2 separate regions of the Homo sapiens genome follow, and region 1 is linked to region 2. The links are chromatin loops, found by intact Hi-C in ENCODE. Cell type or tissue: PC-3. All regions are shown on one strand. Each heading gives the region's core, and the rest is flanking DNA. Links, peaks and the distances in the headings are about the cores only.

Region 1 (9,086 bases), core at 523-8,522, 53 kb after region 2:
TAGGGGTTCCCTAGGGATAAGGGATTAGGGGGATATGGGAATGACCACTAATGGGTACAGGGTCTCTTTGTAGGAGTAATGACAATGGTCTCAAATTGACGGCAATAGTAGTTGCACAACTCTGTGCAAATACAAAAAAAAAAAATCAACAACTTGTACACTTTATTTTTGTTTTTGAGACAGGGTCTCACTTTGTCACCCAGGCTGGAGTACAGTGATGTGATCTCAGCTCATCGCAGCCTCAACCTCCCCAGGCTCAGGTGATCCTCCTACTTCAGCCTCCAAAGTAGCTGGGATGACAGGCACATGTTACCACACCTGGCTAATATTGTTGTAGATGGGGTCTTGCTATGTTGCCCAGGCTGGCCTCGAACTCCTGGACTGAAACGATCTGCCCACCTCACCTCCCAAAGTGCTGGGATTACAGTCGTGCTACTGAGCCAGGCCAGTACACTTTAAATAGGTGAAATGTGTGGTATGTGGATCATCGTCAGTACAGCTGTTATATCAAACAAACAAACAAAGACTCACTGAAAGAATACTGGAGAATACTCGGGCTGCAGATGTCCGCTTTTACTCAGTCTCTCTTATTTGATGGACCACCACTGTGCACATGCTGGTCCCCCACCCCCAGTTCTCATCCCTGGTACAACACATATATTACAATTATTTCAATTTTTAATTTTTTTTTTTTTTGAGACGGAGTCTCGCACTGTCGCCCAGGCTGGAGTGCACTGGCGCGATCTCCGCTCACCGCAACCTCTGCCTCCCAGGTTCAAGCAATTCTCCTGCCTCAGCCTCCCGAGTAGCTGGAACTACAGGCACGTGCCACTATGCCCAGCTAATTTTTTGTATTTTTAGTAGAGACGGGGTTTCACTATGTTGTCCAGACTGGTCTTGAACTCCTGACCTCATGATCCGCCCACTTCAGCCTCCCAAAATGCTGGGATTACAGGCATGAGCCACCGCACCTGGCCATAACTTTTTAATTTATTTTTTATTTTCTTGCAGAGATGGGGTCTTGCTATATTGCCCAGGCTGGTATCAAACTCCTGAGCTCAAGTGATCCTCCTGCTTCAGCCTCCCAAAGTGTGGGGATTACAGGAGTAAAGTAGGCCACCGCTCCTGACTCTTATTTCACTTAAAAATTTAAAATGTACCTTTACTTAGGTTGAACTACATGAAATTGCCAATAGTCAACAATATTTGACTTACAAAAGCAGCAAAGTGATATTAACCAACTTAATACCTATTAGAAATTTTAGAAAGTTATGTACATTCACCCTAGGACACAGAATGATTTTTTTTTTTGACGCGGAGTCTCGCTCTGTCACCAAGATTGGAGTGCAGTGGCACAATCTCAGCTCCCTGCAACCTCTGCCTCCCAGGTTCAAGCTATTCTCCTGCCTCCGCCTCCTAGTAGCTGGGATTACAGATGTGTACCACCACACCCAACTAATTTTTGTATTTTTAGTAGAGACAGGGTTTTGCCATGTTGTCCAGGCTGGTCCCAAACTCCTGACCTCAGGTTATCTGCCTGCCTCGGCCTCCCAAAGTGCTGGGATTACAGGTGTGAGCCACTGCACCCAGCCAAGGACACAGAATGATTCCTAATAAACCCAGAGAGAGGCAGAAAACCAGACTCCATCCCACAAGCGAAAACCAGACTTGTACAGTCACGTTTAGGGTGGGAATCAAATGCCCACAGCATCCAGCAGGTGAAGCTGGAAAGAGCAGAATTAGTGGGGGCCCCGAGCAGAGGCCAGCCAGGGCCCCCTGCTGCTCAGCTCCTACCTAGCGCCCCCCATGGGGACCCCATTCTTCAAGAAACACATCCACCTAATGAGAGGCACGCATCTTGTGGGCATCTGGACTCTACCAACTAGAGAAAAAGATGAGCACCTGGCGAGATGTGAACAGTGATTGGGTATTCGACGATACTAAGGACTTATAAGTGTGTTTGGGAGGATGTGATAGCGCTATTGTGGGTGTTCAAGGTAGGAAGTTATCTTTTAGATACAATATCTGGGATCTGCTTCGAAATACCGCAGTGGGAAAGAGGTGAGGCAGGAACGGGCAGGTGTTGCCCATTGCTGGTGCTGGGAGACGAATACCCAGGGGCTTGGGATGCTCTACACTCTGCTTTTGTGTATATCTGAGCATTCCCAGAATAAAAAGCTAAAACAGAGACATGGGTGTTATTGATTAAAGCATTATGTTTTTATTACCATGACTTTTCCCACAGAAGCTATAAGAAGATGCTGCTAAATGAGGTAGGACAGGTGAGGGGAGGAGGGGCCAGGTTCACGCTCGCTGCACTTTCGCCTGTCCTTTCAAACACCTGGGGCATCTGTTCGGCTCAACCTGTGCTGGGGGCATCAGCATCCCCGTCTTTCTTTTTCTTTTTGAGAAAGAGTCTCTCTCTGTCACCCAGGCTGGAGTGCAGTGGTGCAACCTTGGCTCACTGCAACCTCTGCCTCCCGGGTTCAAGCGATTCTCCTGTGTCAGCCTCCTAAGTAGCTGGGATTACAGGAGCCCGTCACCATGCCCAGCTAATTTTTGTATTGTTAGTGGAGTCGGGGTTTCACCATGTTGACCAGGCTGGTCTCAAACTCCTGACTTCAAGTGATCCACCTGCCTTGGTCTCCCAAAGTGCTGGGATTACAGGTGTGAGCTACTGCGCCCAGGTGCATCTCCATTTTTCAATCAGCATCCCCATTTTCAAATGAACAACGGAGGCCCTAAGTCACATGGAGGTCCGATTCTGAAGAAAGAGTGCAGGTGAAATACCGGGAAAATAGCTGTTTGGCAAGGGAAAGAATCCTAGGCAGCGGATTTTCTCCCCCAGGCAAATAAGATGCCGCTCCGGGTGCCAGGCAGGGCAGGGCACCTCTGGGCTTCAGGTGGCTTGGCTCTCACAGTTCTGCAAGGTGGTTTTATGTTGTTATTGGAAATAGAAGGTGCAGGTTGGCTAAGCCACCACCAGGCTCTCCTGGTCTCTCTCCCATGGCAAGGGGCCTCCATAAAGGCCCAGCAAGCCCAGCCCTCACAGGGTAGAGGACGGTTGGGCCAGGTCCCTAGCCCAGGACGGCAAGGAAGTGAAAACACAAAACAGAATAGGATCATCCGTGTGTCAATATCGAGGGCTTCCTTGGAGGGGGCAGCCTCAGCTTCTGAATTAACCACACCCACCTGTGAGTGGGCCCCTACCACAGTGTGGTTCAGGAGCAGAGTCTGGAATGAGGCCTGGTGCGAATCCCCCTGCCCCATCGCCCATGCCTGGAGGGGCTTGAGTCCCTCTGTCCCCGTCTAGAGTGTGAGAGTCACTGCCATAGCCTGGCTGGGAGTGAGTCCCCATCACCTCCGCCACTGCCGGCTGGGTGACCTTGGGCAGGCAGGTTGCCCTCCCTGAGCCGTGGGCTCAGTGTCTGTCAGGCAGAGGAGGTGACGGCGCCCACAGGCAAGGTGACTGAGGAGCAAATGGGATGACCATGTGGCTGCCAGCAATGGCAGCTGCTATCATGGGATGTGGGGATTTGGTGGACATCTGTTGAGCTGAACACTAATTTAATTTAGGGCTTTGGGGACAGATCTGAGGTTTGGAGGCTGAACAGAAAAGGAAAGAAAAATGAAATAACTCAGAACACCAGGTAACATGCTGGCTGAGAACCCCACACACTTGGCTCAGGTGGGCAAAGGAGGGATCCAGAGGACAGTTGGCCTCCCCTTACCAGGCACCACACACAGAGGGCATAGAGGACAGTCGGCCTCCCCTTACCAGGCACCACACACAGAGGGCACAGAGGACAGTCGGCCTCCCCTTACCGGACGCCACACACAGAGGGCAGAGAGGCCCACCCGGCCACCTCCTGACTAGGTACTAGGTCATGGCTTCAGAGAGAGAGAGAGAGAGAGCGCAAGTGTGTGTGTGTGTGTGTGTGTGTGTAGGGCACGTGTGTGCGTGTGTTTAAGGGGCTTAGTAGCGGCAGAGCTGCAGCCCACAGACTGAGTTCTTCTAGGTTGATCTGCCTCATAAAGAAACTGACTTGTGACCACAACAGCTGGACTAGTGGTCCCACTCACACACACAGCCAGCACAGGTGTGCCACGGAATTCCACGGCATTTCCCACAGACCAACTCTAAATACTGCCCTGGGCAGCCAACAGAAGCTCTGTCAGCCTCCAATGGGGGCCAGGACCAGCTGCATTTGCCATGAAACGCTGACCATTTATATTCAGAAAATGGCAACCTGGTGATGAAGTGACAACAGCTGAGCACAGGAATGACGATGAGCCAGCAGGATTCCAGCAGGACCGTGTGTGCTGGGGAGACACATTGTTAACTGGAGTATGTGAGAAGTTTATCACCAAATGTGCACTATATGTGGCCTTCCTCAGGGGGAGATACGTCGCCATCCAGCAGCTAGTCAGGGTCCTCCTAGGAACAAATGAGCCAGGGACAAGCAGGAGTTTTAAGGAAGGGACACCAAAGCCTAGCATCAGGAGCCAGGACAGCACATGGACACAGGGTCCTGATGCTGCTGGGGGCCGTGAGCTGGATGCTGAGGGCAGCGGCTGGCATTGCCGGGGAAGCTGGTGCCAGGCATGGCCCAGCATGTCACATAGAGGAACTCGGCTGCAAAGTCAGTGCCATGAGCCGTGAACTTTGTCTGTTCACTGAGGCAGCCTGAGTCCATGACTCACAGCTGGCCCCTCCCCTCTCCACAAACACGGAATCTCACCGGACCCCACCCGATCCTGTGATGCACAAGGCCGGCCCTCTCCACAAACACAGAATCTCACCGGACCCCACCCGATCCTGATGCGCGGCCGGCCCTCTCCACAAACACGGAATCTCACCGGACCCCACCCGATCCTGACGCGTGGCCGGCCTCTCTCCACAAACACAGAATCTCACCGGACCCCACCCGATCCTGATGCGCAGCCAGCCCCTCCCCTCTCCACAAACACGGAATCTCACCAGACAGCACCCTATCCTGATGTGTGGCCGGCCCCTCCCCTCTCCACAAACACGGAATCTCACCGGACAGCACCCTATCCTGATGCGCGGCCGGTCCCTCTCCACAAACACAGAATGACCAACACCGGGTCTCACTGGACAACACCCGATGAGGCAGCAGCCTCCCTGTCTCCATTCTACAAGTCAGGAACCAGACACATGGAGAGTCACGCTTCCAAAGTCACACCACTAGGGGTAGGATGGGACCGGACCTGACCTTGGGCCACCAGAGGCAATGCCATGTTGCCTCCCCATCCTGTCCTGTGACATCGAGTCCAGAGTGGAATTCTTCCCAAGATGATTGCAGGAAGGAGCGTTCAAAGTCACAGACCCAGAGTGTCCAGTGCTGGCCACCAGCTGGTGTCATCAACTCAGGGTGGTTTAGCTGTGGGGGAAGGAGGAGGGAAAGGAAGGGTTCGTGTTGGATTTAATGTTCAGAACTTAGGAAGTGCCTACAATTAACCCCTTGTTCTTCCATCCTGAAAAGCAGAATGAGAGAATAAATGGAAGGAGTTGTAATCAGCTCCTTCAAACCGGGGTTTGCCCCATTTATCCAAAAGGCTACCTTGTTGGTATGAGACTCCACAAGGGACCTCATGTTACTGAAAACCGCTCAGGATCCAAAGCACGTGACAGTCAACCCCGAGGGGAAGATGTGAGCGGCTATTGAGTGCCTGGTGTGCGAATACCCTCTTCACCACCCCCATGCTCCTGCAGGCTCCACACGGCACCCCCAGACCACACTGCATGATGTGACATGGACGCCTGCACTGGGTGAGGACCTGCCTCGTTGTCCCTGTGTCCCTGACCCAACACAGAGCTGGCATCTGGTGCTCAGGAAATGGTTGCTGAATGAATGAATTAATCAATGAATGAATGCAGGTTGACTAACAGGTCACAACCAGCCCAAGCAAGCTGCCCCAGCCACAAAGTATGTGGCTCCTTCAGGCAACAATTTGCGTCAAGAATTAGTCACAGATGAGGGCAGGAAAAGCTCATCCGGTCCCAGAAACCCCAAAGCCAGGTGAGCTTGATGACCGGCCAAAAAACCAAGCCCACACTCAAAATGATCTTGCTGTGTGAGCTGGACGGTGACATTTACAGGGACAGCCTCCTCCAGCCCCAGCAGCCAGCACACACGCACCGGCCTGGGAAACCACGCAGAGTTTAGATCAGCGGCAGACCTGCTATGAAACAACAACTTTATACTAACGATGGAAAAGGCCAAGACTGGTGGATGGAGTCAGTGCTATTCTGGGGCCCAGGCCAGGGGGGCTGTCGTAATCCCACCATGTGTGTCTATTATCAGATTATACCCCACACCTGGAGTTTTATTCTAAGGACCCGGAACAGTGACTCACGAGCGGTGGGAAATCAGGACGGTGTAGCATCCTGACTCTGGCAGACAAGGAGGTCTTTCAAGACCTGGGCTGGCCTCATGGACACTGGCCAGGGCAGCAGGCAGGAGGGCTCTGAGCTCCCAAAGGATCTCATCTGGAAGGATCTTTGTCCACTTCAGGTCATCTGCACCTCCCAGAGAAGTCATAGTAGGATCCTGGGCCAACTCAAGGCCAACTTTACGACTCAGGAGATAACCTTTCTCGGGGAAACACTTAGAACGGTCCAAAAACCAAGCGTTTGGCCTTGCGACAGCGAAGGCTCCCAGTCCCTGCAGGTGTTGAGGCAGCAGGATCAGAGGCGGGAGCAGAAACCCACCCGAGAAGACGGACCTGGCGAAAAACCAGTGCCTCAGCCTCCACCCACCCCAGTCTGTGTTTTCACAAATGCACTTTTTAGTGTCGATCCAGTGGGCTTGAGAAAAACATAGAAAAACCATGGTCTGTGTGTCAGCTGAACTCTGCTGGCTACTTAGAGGGAAGGAAAGTGATCTCATAAAAACTGAGATTTTAATCAACCACTGTTGATCACAAGCCCTCTCCTACCGGCGAGACACAACCCTGGGCATCCTGTTGTAGGGCCTCGTGCCAAGCCTGCTGGTTACCTGCCACCGAGAGAGAGCAATGAGGTCAGATGGTCCCTGCAGAAGTGAGATCATTAGAAAGCCACGTGCCCATCGTGTCCTGCGTGTAAAGACTGCTACCACACAATGCCTGTGTCTATGACAGCACACACAAGACACTACAATCAATGTGTTAACTGAGAAAACTAAATTTTAAGAAAACAACCCAGAAAAACATAGTGCCTTCCTCACAACTGCCTTTCTTGCCACCACTGTCCACCTGGGCCCCTGCCTTGCCAGAGGGAGCCACCCCGCTTCTGACGCTGGAAGCCACTGTCTCCCTTTCACTTTCTTCCGCTGTATTTAAAATATCGAGTGCCTAAGTTTTTTCCAAGATGCTTCTTTCCAGGTTCCTACTGAAAAGCCTCATCAATTTCCCCCACCGCAGGCACAACGGGTGCTGCCAACGTTGGAAAATAACTTTGGCACATTACAGTCCACCGCAGGCAGTCCTCATCTCCCAAGATCTGTAATTTAAAAGATGACAACAAAATTGTAGGACCCGCCGTCCTTGGAGCTGCATTTATTTCAAGAATTACGGGGAAAAAAAAAAGACTTTCTTGGCCACTAATGTATACACGTTAGGTACCAAAGGTATTTTTAATTGTAACATTTAACTGCTTATAGGTTTTTGTTTTGTGTTTTTTTGTTTTTAAGTATTGATCTGTCAACTGGCTTAAAAATAAGGCTTCATTTTCTTCTCCCAAGGCCTTGCTCGTGACTGGGTCAGGCTTGCCTGCAAACCCAAGGCGGCAGTTCACAGCTCGGAGCCCGTGTGCCGCTGTCTGTTCTGTGGGCGGCAATCTGAGATGCCCCCATTTCTATATTTAATCCCAACTGACGGAGCGTGGGCGCCGGCCTCCTATATTAAGAAAATGATAGTAACTTCATCTTGTTTTAAATACCCCACCCGTTAGTAATTACAAGAGTTCTGAAAAGATCCAGTTGAGTGAGAACCTGCGAGACAGCCCTGGCCTCTCCCTCCCAGGTTCTGTGGCTGGGACCATGGACAGAGGAATATTCACTAAGTGGTTCCCGGACGTCTGGGAGCATCATAGACCCAGGGAGAAGGGCCAAGAGCTGCCCACGCCCATTGATTCCTTACATTCTATAGAGTCTGAAGCAGGGAAGGGGGGAGGTCTTGACTGCTTCCTGATGTTTGAGTATCCATGCTTCACTTTCAAAATAAGGAAGCAGAGAAAGGGTAGATGGATTTTGCATCCCAACTGCCATGGAGGCCCCAGCAAGAGGAGGCTGCAGCTACACACGAGCCCCCAGGCCCACCCCTAAGAAGGACAGGCCAGTGAGAGGCTGCGGCCTCAGCCTGGAGGCTACCAAAGCAAGGTCGCTTCCTGGAAGGCCCAGAAATTTTGGTGGGGTGTCAGTTTCCTTCCAAGAGTCCAGGGGACGCTCCTTTTGAAGGGTTTGTGTTCATCACTTGGAACAGGGAAATGTTGTCAGTGGGTATCTGCCACGCATGCCCCTGGCGACCACAGCTAAAGAGAGAAGCACAGGCTGGACAATGTGGCACCAAAAAAAAAAAAAAAAGAAAGAAAAGAAAAGAAAAACACCCCCATCCGACCCGTACACAGGTAGAAAAGTACGTTCTTTTTTTTTTTTTTTTTTTAATTGATAATTCTTGGGTGTTTCTCGCAGAGGGGGATTTGGCAGGGTCACAGGACAATAGTGGAGGGAAGGTCAGCAGATAAACAAGTGAACAAAGGTCTCTGGTTTTCCTAGGCAGAGGACCCTGCGGCCTTCCGCAGTGTTTGTGTCCCTGGGTACTTGAGATTAGGGAGTGGTGATGACTCTTAACGAGCATGCTGCCTTCAAGCATCTGTTTAACAAAGCACATCTTGCACCGCCCTTAATCCATTTAACCCTGAGTGGACACAGCACATGTTTCAGAGAGCACAGGGTTGGGGGTAAGGTCACAGATCAACAGGATCCCAAGGCAGAAGAATTTTTCTTAGTACAGAACAAAATGAAAAGTCTCCCATGTCTACCTCTTTCTACACAGACACGGCAACCATCCGATTTCTCAAT
Region 2 (9,086 bases), core at 296-8,295:
ACAGGGCTCAGCTGCAGAATTTTTGCGACTTCCCTGTCACCCTCAGAAGCAATGGGGGCTGCATTGTTCAGAATATAATTTTACAAGCCCCAAAAACTAAAGCCATGAGGGCCCATGGGAGGTGTCTAGGTTTGAACCCAGGGACTTCCTGGAGGTCAGCCTTCCTGTCCATCACAGCAGCTACAGTTCAGCCTCCTGGAGTCCAACCAGGGGGATGGCCCCAGAGCCTTGCTGTAGGCCTAGCCCATCCTGGGGCAAGTGCTCCAGGCGCCTCCTCCACTGGGTCCGCCGTAGTCTGAATCATAGATTGGGGTGCGGGCCCTGGATCTCTCGAAGTGTGGCCTGGAGCTCTTCCCAGAATGTCAGTGGTCTCCTGCCACCACCACCTGTGCGTGGAGCTGAGAGCAGGCTCATGGGAGTAGACTTCTAGTGCTTCTCCATGGGGACAGGGTCTACCACCAAAGCCACCCAGCCTGGAAGCCCAGGGCTGTAAGGAAGGGAGAGGCAGCCGTGTTCACCCCACCTGCCTCCTGTGGGAAGTCCGCGTTGGATCCTAGCAGTGTCAGAGAACACAGGACCCAGGCTGCACCCTCACCAGGACCCCTCCCAATCCCAAGGCCCCAGCAAGGATGAGGCTGGCTGTGGCCCCGCGGGTGGGCTGCATGCTTTAATGGGACACAGGCTGCTGCATGGCCCCCGCGGGCTCAGCTTGTGCCTGGCTTTGAGCAGCCACAGGCAGAAAATTGCTGCATTGTCCCGACATTAGGGCAACTAATGCGGCGTTGCGGGTATAACCAGAGCATGAAGTGCATAAAGAGGCGTCGCCTTGGCATCTTCATCAGTCCCGAGGGAGCCCAGAGCCCTGTCATAGTCAGTGAGGCAGCCTGTGGCCAGCTGGCCCATGTACCTCCCCAGTAGGTGACCCCTGGAATGCTTGCACTCCAGGGTATCAAGGACTTGGCAAGTGGGACTGGAGAACTTACGGGGATTGGGACAGGATGGGCATGGAGGGGGTGGGCATGGCAGGGGTCCTCAGACTGGGGAAGTGGTGGAGGCCAGAGAGATAAGGAAAAGACAGATAAAGGGGAGGGGGGGGTCCCTCGGGAGACAGGGGGGGTCCTGAAGGTGAGAGGAAGCCTAGGCTATGGGAGGGGGCTGAGGGAAGGAGGTGGGGAGCTTCCCAGTGCGTCCTCCCTCGGTCCCCTCCTCCTCAAGGTTTCTAGAGTCCAGAGGGCCTCATTGACATGTAAACGAGGGTCCCTATAAAGGCGGCGCTGCCTCGCACTGGTGCATGGACTGCAACATGGGCACGGAGCCTGCTGCCCGGGGCAGCCTCCCCGGCAACTTCCGAAAGGTCTGGGGTCTTGAGGGACTAGGGGCAGGCACCCTTCCCCGGGAGGTGTGGGGGGGTGCCGAGGGCAGGAGGGTGGCAGTCCTGCACTCTAAAGGCTGTTCATCTGCAGATTTCCAAGCCGCTGATGGAGAAAAAGCGCCGGGCACGCATCAATGTGTCACTGGAGCAGCTCAAGTCGCTGCTGGAGAAACACTACTCGCACCAGGTGAGACTCAGGCGGGGTGGGGGTGGGTGGGTGATACGATCCCAACCTCCCTCTCTCCACCTCGGGAGGCCGGTCTAATAGACCTTTCCATGGTCGGGTAGATCCGGAAGCGCAAATTGGAGAAGGCCGACATCCTGGAGTTGAGCGTGAAGTACATGAGAAGCCTTCAGAACTCCTTGCAAGGTATAGGGGAGGGCTGGAGGGAGGAGGGGGAGGCTTGTGGGATCAGAGCCAGGGATGCACAAGGCCAAATAAAGAGGGATACCTCAAGGACCGCTTGACCCCGGGCTTTTGAGACCAGCCTGGGCAACATGGCAAGACAGCAAATATAAAGAGGACAACTCGGAGGCAGGTGCAGTTGGTGAGGAGGGGGCCCCAGCTCGCTAGGGGGCGAGGGAGGAGCAGTAAAGCCCGGGCTGGCTGTGCGATTGCAATCTGGGTGGTAGGTCTGGACCCCGGGGGAGACGTTCGGGTCGTCTGACCTCCGCCCTCCTCTTCCCTTCCTCAACACGCTTCCTCCCTCCTTTCCCCTCCACCTCCACTCCCCTCTCCTCCCTCCCTTCCTCCCCTCCCCTCCCTCCCCCTTCCCCTCCTCTCCCTCCCCCTCCCCTTCCCCTTCCCTCTCTTCCCCTCCCTGTTTCTCGCGTCCGCTCTTCCCCACAGGGCTCTGGCCTGTGCCCAGGGGAGCCGAGCAACCGTCGGGCTTCCGCAGCTGCCTGCCCGGCGTGAGCCAGCTCCTTCGGCGCGGAGATGAGGTCGGCAGCGGCCTGCGCTGCCCCCTGGTGCCCGAGAGCGCCGCCGGCAGCACCATGGACAGCGCCGGGTTGGGCCAGGAGGCGCCCGCGCTGTTCCGCCCTTGCACCCCTGCCGTCTGGGCTCCTGCTCCGGCCGCCGGCGGCCCGCGGTCCCCACCACCCCTGCTCCTCCTCCCCGAAAGTCTCCCTGGCTCGTCCGCCAGCGTCCCCCCGCCGCAGCCAGCGTCGAGTCGCTGCGCCGAGAGTCCCGGGCTGGGCCTGCGCGTGTGGCGGCCCTGGGGAAGCCCCGGGGATGACCTGAACTGAAGGCGCTCCCTATTTGGTCTCGCGACACAGGGACTATTTTCAGCACGCCCACAGTGACTGCCAGGACCCCCCAGTCGTCCGTTCTGGTCGTGGGGCGGGGGTGGCTTGGAGAGGGCCGCGCACCCCGCAAGCGCAGGGAAATACCCCCAGCCCTGCCGGACTGGGTCTGCGCGTCTGGGCATAATCCACCCCCACTCTAGCTCCACCTACACACGCCGGACCGCTCGCTCTCCGCCCATCCTCCGGAGGGGCTGGGAGGGGGTGTCCTGGGCTGCGCCCCTTTCCCAGGGACCCCTGGCGGGCAACCCGCCCGCCCCCACCCCCGCCCGGTTGCCGCGCAGCGGTGGGAATGTCGCAGTTGGCAACAGCGCAGAGCTGACCCCTCGCAGCGAGGAGAATCGCTGCCCCGCCCCGGACCATTCAGCGGACCGCGGGCGCCCGGTTCCCACCGGCACAAAGCGCGCCTGGCCCCGCCCCGCCGGCAAGGGGCCCCCAGCCTCCCCCAACCCGGGATCCTCTTGACTTCCAAGGACCTCCTTCGCAAGCGGTGCTGCCCACCGGGCTGGCGCATTCCCCGAGGCCCACCCTTCTCAGAAGCCCCGCCCCTAAGATGCACCGCCCCAACCGGACGCCCCGCCCACGCGGTTCCTGGAAGGGACCCATTGCTTGGTGGCACCAGCTTGAAGGCTGCAAAAGTGAACCCGGTGCCTCTCGTGGGAGAGGGGAACGCCTTCCGCTCGACAAAGACCCTGGCCCACATTCCAAGCCCGGACCCCGTAGACCCCGCAGCTCCAGATCCCTAGGGCTGCCGGAGAATCCAATCCCTGGACGGCTCTCGGAGCGCGCTGCGCCACTTTATTGGTCCATAATGAGGTCACTGCTGCGCACGGACTTCGGTGGTGGGAGGCTCTCAAGTCAGATTTTCTTCCCCTGGGCTTCTGGCCCAGGAGTCCGGGCCAGCGAGGGGCAGCTTGGGTTGTGGGGTCAGAGATCCTGGCACCCTCTCCCGACACCTTGTAATTCAGAATAAAGCCAGCGCGAATCTGCGAAGTCGGTATCAAGAGGACACCAGAGGTCTAATGTCTCCCACCCCTGCGATGCCTAGTTAGGTGCATCTTTTGTAACCACAAATACCAACTTTCTACAGAAGCTCTTCTCTTTTTGGGCGGCCCTGACCTGCAGGGCACTAAACCCGTCCTGGTCCAAACGCGTGGAGAAGGACCCACGGTCCTTCAAAAACCCAGCTCCACTGTCGCACCTAATGGGCTCGCTGGAGCTGGGGCGAGGGTGGGAGTCCCGGCTGTCGCCGTCCAGGGTGGCCTCTCCGGTCTGCTTCCCGCGGTGTGGGGTGGGGTAGAGGCCAGGACAAATCCCTCTGCAGTCCACCAGGTGGCGGTGTTGCACTGCAGACCCAAAGGTCCTTCCTCCAAACTCCAGGGCGGGCGCGCGGGGGGACAGGGGCTCGACAAGTCCCAAGCAGCTTAGGCCCAGCTCCTATTGCCCTGCCCTGTTCTGTCTCTTCAGTCAAGCTCACGGTGACTAGCAGCCCCAGGTGCCAACCCTGGGGCAGGGGTTGCCACCTGGGCTAATAGGGCCTTTCCTCCACTGGTGGGCTGTGGAGCCCACCCCACTGCTTCATCCTGTTGCTACTCCAGGACCATCTCACTCCTCACTCGCTGGTGGGACCTGAGCATTTGTCTGAAGACAGAGAGCAAGTCCAACCCCCCAAAAATGTCACACTACCAGAAGAACTCAGGTTCCAGAGGAAGACATTAAGGGCAGCTGGCCAGCCCTGCTGTGGGGTTGTAGAAGGGTTTTCTACGAAACCAGCCTTGGAATGCCAGGTGCAAATCATAAGGAAGTTTTTATTGGGTCCTGTACAGAAGAGAAATGCTCCGTTGTCAAAAAACTACAAAGGGATCCCTGGCTCTGGGTGTGCTATGAAGACAACTCCCTCCCCAGTGAGCCCAGGGAACAGGCTGGATGCTGGACAAAGTTTGGGAGGGAGCTCCAGGCCCAGGGTCCTCCACTTGGGGTCTCCCCCTTTATGTTTGTAAAAACCGCAGGATTGGAGTATTTAGAGGACTCTGTCCCCCTGCAAGTATTGCCGTTGGATATGAAACACACAGAGCAAAACCCCAAGGTGACAAATGAGTGAAAACCTAAGGTGACAAGTGGACAGACGCCCCCCAGATGGAGGAGACACTGGCTAGCTGGCGACCTCTGCCCCTACGTAACTTGTCAGTCCTTGAAGGCACAGCAGCATTGGCCAGAGATGGCCCCTCCCGCGGCCAGGGCTGGATTGCAGTTCCCTGCCTTGCTCACCTGTGGCCACAGCTCATACCCCCAGTTACCCCACAGCCAGGGACTGGAGGGGCCTCTGAAGCACAGACAGGCTTAGGCAGCCTCCCACCCCCACCCCAGCAGCTTCTTCTGGGAGTGGGACCCTATCTGAAGGATGAAGAGATGGGCTTGGCCACCTGAGGGCCAGAAGGAACTGGGCACAGGCAGGCTCTATGCTCACCTTGGAATTACCCCAGGTCTTCATATTGTGGGGCCACTGTGTAGGGGTAGGGGTCTGGAGGAGACAGCCTTCTCATCTACCCTATTTCACTAGCTCAAGGTTATAGCTGTTCCTGGTTCTCCTTAGCCTGGGAAGACCCAGGGCCCATGGCAATGCCCAGGCCTGTAAGGGGTCTGCCCAGGATGGAAGGCAAAGAAATACATTGCTCCCAGGGGTTGGACGCCTGCCCGGGACCAGGCCTTGAGCTGAGAACCTGGAAGCCCCTGCCAGGATCCCTTCCTGGCCAGGCCTGCACGGGTGGGGAGTGAGGCTGGGGATGACGCAGGGACACGGAAGGCCAGGCCCTGCTGCCCTCGTGCTCTCCGCTTGCACCTGCCAGCGTCATGGTGGGAGCCATGGAGGGAGATGATGTGGTGGGGACAGGCAACGACGGCAGAGTAATGAGGGTGGGGACACTAATGGTGGTCAAGGTGGCTCAGGTGCCATTGGTGGTGGTCCACAGTGTTGTGCTTAGCTGGGGTGGAGTGTGGGTTCCCAAGGGGGCAGGGGGCACTGAGAGTGGGAGGCCTCAGGCCTAGGGAGCCACACCAGGCCACATGCTGAAAACGGACCTCCACAAAGGCCGCAGAGGGCTCTAGACTACCTCTCACACCTGGGCCACTCAGTGGCGAGGGCCTACAACCAAGAGACTTCAAACAGCCCTGAGAGTTAACGTGGTCACCTGCTCATCACAGATGGGGAAACTGAGGCAGGACAGGTCGGAAGCAGGGAAACCTGATCAAAGCTTGTTCGGGCTCTGAACACCCCTGTGCTTAGAGACCCTCTGTACCCTCCCCCCCCCCGAAGGGTGTGGCGGTTATGGTGCAGTGTGGGTGGAAAGCCCCTGGGGAGGCCAATGGCTCCAGCTCAGCCTCTCCAAAGCGGGGCTTTGTCCGATCCCGCAGTGGCCCTGTCTCAGGTTCCCTGCTCCCGACGTCCTGTTGCGCAGGGCTGGTGATGGCGCAGCTGGACGTGTGCACATGTCACTCACTACCCAAGCCCAAGCTTGGGATGTCACTCAGCTCCCCAGGCCCGACCTCACTCGGCCCGGGACATGCGGTGCCCAGCGCAGTCGTCCGGGGCAGCCGTCGCCCCTGGGACAAGGCCAGCTGGGAGGAGCCGGAAGACAAACGCTGAGGCCAACGCCCCCTCACCCCTGGGAGGGGTGGCGCATGTCTGCGCGCGGGGCGGAGGCGGGCGTCTTTGGTGCTGCGGCCCCGGAGAGCGGCCTGGCCTGCCTGGCGTCCGTGGGGAGGCGCCGGCGGTCCTAGGACGCGGAGCCCAGCGAGTCCGAGTGCAGCGTGGCGTAGCCCGAGGACTCGGAGGGGGAACTCAGGAAGCTGCTGGTGCTGCCGCCGCCGCCCGCCGCGCGCAGCCCCCCGGGCTCGCCCCACGACGCGCTCAGGCCGGGGCGCAGAGAGCCGGCGTGCGAGTGCGCAGAGGGGCGTGGCCCTGGGCTCCGCTGGGCGCTGCTTGGGGGCGTCGGGGCCTCTCCGGGATCTGCGCCGTCGGGGGCGGCGGGCGCAGCGGGGAAGGGCCCGGGCGGGCGGCGCAGGGCCTGTGGCTCGCACTCGAAGGCGGTCAGGGCGAAGGCGTCGGGCAGCAGCGAGGCCGAGGCGGAGCGGGGGCCGGGCCCGGGGCGGCGGCGCGGGCTGCCGGGGGGCGAGTCGCGGGCTCCCCGCGGGCCGCTATCCAGGGCCGAGGGCCGCAGCGACAGCAGGCTCTCGGCCGAGCGGCGGCGCGCGCGGGACGGTGGTGCGTCCTCCGCGAAGGCCAGGAGGCTGGCGCGGCGCCGCTCGGGCCCGGCAGGCAGCACCAGGTGCGCCAGGGCGGCCAGGTCCTCGCCGGAGCCCCAGCGCGGCAGGAAGGCGGGCAGCGGGACGGCGGCCCACACGTCCGCATCGTCGTGGGAGAAGCGCCGCGTGGGCGGGACCTGTCAGGACGCGGCTGGCTTTTACCCCGAGCTGCCCTCCTGGGAAACGGGGACAAACCCTTCTCCACCCTGGGGAAAGGCCTTCCGTGGGTCAGGGACCAGGCTGCGCGCTGGGGCAGTCTGGCTGGGAGCTGTGAGGTTTGGTGCAGTCTCTTCGAGCCGCAGGGCTGTGTCAGACAGCTGGGGTCGGTTGGGGAGGGCGCTCGTTGAGGATACTGAGCCGGCAGGAGATAACTCATGTGACAGGGACCATGGGGGTGGCGGTTGGGGCCCACCCACACAAGCTGTGTGACCTTTGGACAGCCCGTCCTCGGATGGTGACAGCCACCCCTGCGACTGCAGAAGGCGTGAGATGGGCTCCGAGTGGAGAGGCCTCGGGGAGCTCAGGACACCCTGTCACCCGCAGGTGCGGCCTCTCCCCCAGCCCTGCGCTCACCTGCAGGTATTGCATCTTGTCCTCCTGCAAGGGCCGCAGTGGGTAGAGCTGGGGCAGGCCCCCCTCCAGGGCGGAGATCTCATACTTGGCCATCCTATCTAGGGCCACAAAATCACCTCCATAGCCATAGTCCAGGGAGCGCTCCAACACCAGGTCCGGGGAGATGCCACCTTCCAGGCTGGTCTCTGTAGGGTGGGGGGTGGGTGGGGGGGCAGAGCCTTAGGGTCATGGAAACTTGGGGGCATCTGGGAGGGAATCCCAGGGATCCCCCTGAGATCCCCCAACAGACATATACAAGGTAGGGGGCTGGTTAGCTGAAAAGGGAATGGGAGGGGTTCTGGGTTCAAATCCCAAATATGCCACCCTTTAGCTGTGAGACTGGGCAGGGAGGTCACTCACTGAGACAATTTCCTTATCTAGGACATGGGGTGGGACCAGAGGTGACCTCGGGAGGACTAAATAACACACGCAAGGGGCTGGCAGTGCCTGGACAGAGCACGGGCTGGGCTGAGGGTAATGGGATTGCTGGTAACGGTATCCAGACAGGACCTCGGTCTGCAGGAGCCCCCAGGGCAGCTTGCTGGGGATCCCTGAGGTTGGGGGGTGAGCCCAGGAGCTCCGCTGGAGCACTTGCAGACATGTCTACCCTGCTCTCTGTTAACCAGAACATCCCATTACTTGGAACCTGGGGCAGCCAAGCCAGATAGGAGAGTGCCCTGTGGGAACCTGGCTTAGGTCCCTTGGACATTCAAGTACATTTGGGGGTGACACGGGGTGTCTGGTGGTTGAGAATGAAGTCACCTCCTTAGTGGCGTTGCCTGACAGCCGTTTTCCTGCCAACCCCAATGACCTAACCTAGACGCCACTCTCCCTGGGGCCACTCTCAGGCCATCCTCACCATCGTCTGACTCCTCGTCGTTGGCCATGAGGGCCATGCACTTCTCCCGGACAGCTTTGAGGTCAGCCCGGTAGCGGTCGCAGGCCCAGAGGAACACAGGCAGCAGCAGGGCCTGGGCCACGGAGCACCACAGCACGCAGAGTGCCATCCAGGGCGCTGAGGCGTCGGCCCGCAGGCTGCTGAAGCTCACCACCTGTGGGCACAGGGCTCGGCCTGGCACCTGCAGGACCCCCCACCATCACACAAGCTCCCCCTGAGTCTCGGTCTCCCCATGTGTACGGCAGGTCTGACAGGTGGGTATCTGCCAAGGAGAAGGGGCCCTTGGGGAGAAAAGAGCTGGAGCGTGGCAGTGGGAGGCCCCGCCTTCCGGGAGCTACCTGGCTACTGGGCAGCACTGGGTGGCCTTGCTCTGTCTTCCTCCTGGCTGCCCATGGAGAGAAGTGGGGCATGGATTACCACCTCCTCCCCGCTTTGTTTTGAGACAGTCTCATTCTGTCACCCAGGCTGGAGTGCAGTGGCTCAATCATGGCTCACTGCAGCCTCCATCTCCTGGGCTTAAGAGATCCTCCTGCCTCGGCCTCCCAAAGTGCTGGGATTACGGGTATGAATCACTGTGCCCGGCTGCCATCCCCTTTT

What was found. A loop is a pair of places that touch in the nucleus more often than their neighbours do. Peaks named below come from ENCODE experiments on the same cell type or tissue, not always from the same donor. Only the 100,000 strongest peaks of a DNase experiment are listed, where the experiment ranks them.
Region 1: it touches region 2 in a loop (6-fold over the local background); 2 of 110 quality-filtered maps call a loop at or near these places.

What each region holds. Positions count from the first base shown.
Region 1 is chr1:6,295,746-6,304,831 of GRCh38, forward strand. The region is part of intron 6 of ACOT7 (acyl-CoA thioesterase 7); the gene reads right to left. Among named protein-coding and RNA genes, the nearest start is that of GPR153, 39 kb to the left of the region's middle. RefSeq lists an enhancer at 5,467-6,666. In PC-3, for the core only: a CTCF peak has its summit at 5,230; DNase peaks (open chromatin) are centred at 4,756, 5,066, 6,006 and 7,006; H3K4me3 peaks cover 1,995 bases; H3K27ac peaks cover 7,543 bases.
Region 2 is chr1:6,242,888-6,251,973 of GRCh38, forward strand. It overlaps HES3 (hes family bHLH transcription factor 3), which reads left to right and starts at 1,292. Exons shown (of 4, transcript NM_001024598.4): 1 at 1,292-1,354; 2 at 1,464-1,559; 3 at 1,661-1,742; 4 at 2,223-2,691. The coding sequence starts at 1,479. The coding sequence ends at 2,620. GPR153 (G protein-coupled receptor 153) reads right to left here. Exons shown (of 6, transcript NM_207370.4): 4 at 8,451-8,643; 5 at 7,553-7,737; 6 at 4,466-7,116. The coding sequence ends at 6,451. RefSeq lists enhancers at 1,430-1,987, 6,796-7,337 and silencers at 2,224-2,575, 2,419-2,578, 2,729-2,868, 2,989-3,288, 6,385-6,454. In PC-3, for the core only: CTCF peaks have their summits at 2,362 (motif pointing left), 2,563, 4,019 (motif pointing right) and 4,219; DNase peaks (open chromatin) are centred at 2,324 and 4,034; H3K4me3 peaks cover 1,613 bases; H3K27ac peaks cover 2,229 bases; H3K27me3 peaks cover 686 bases.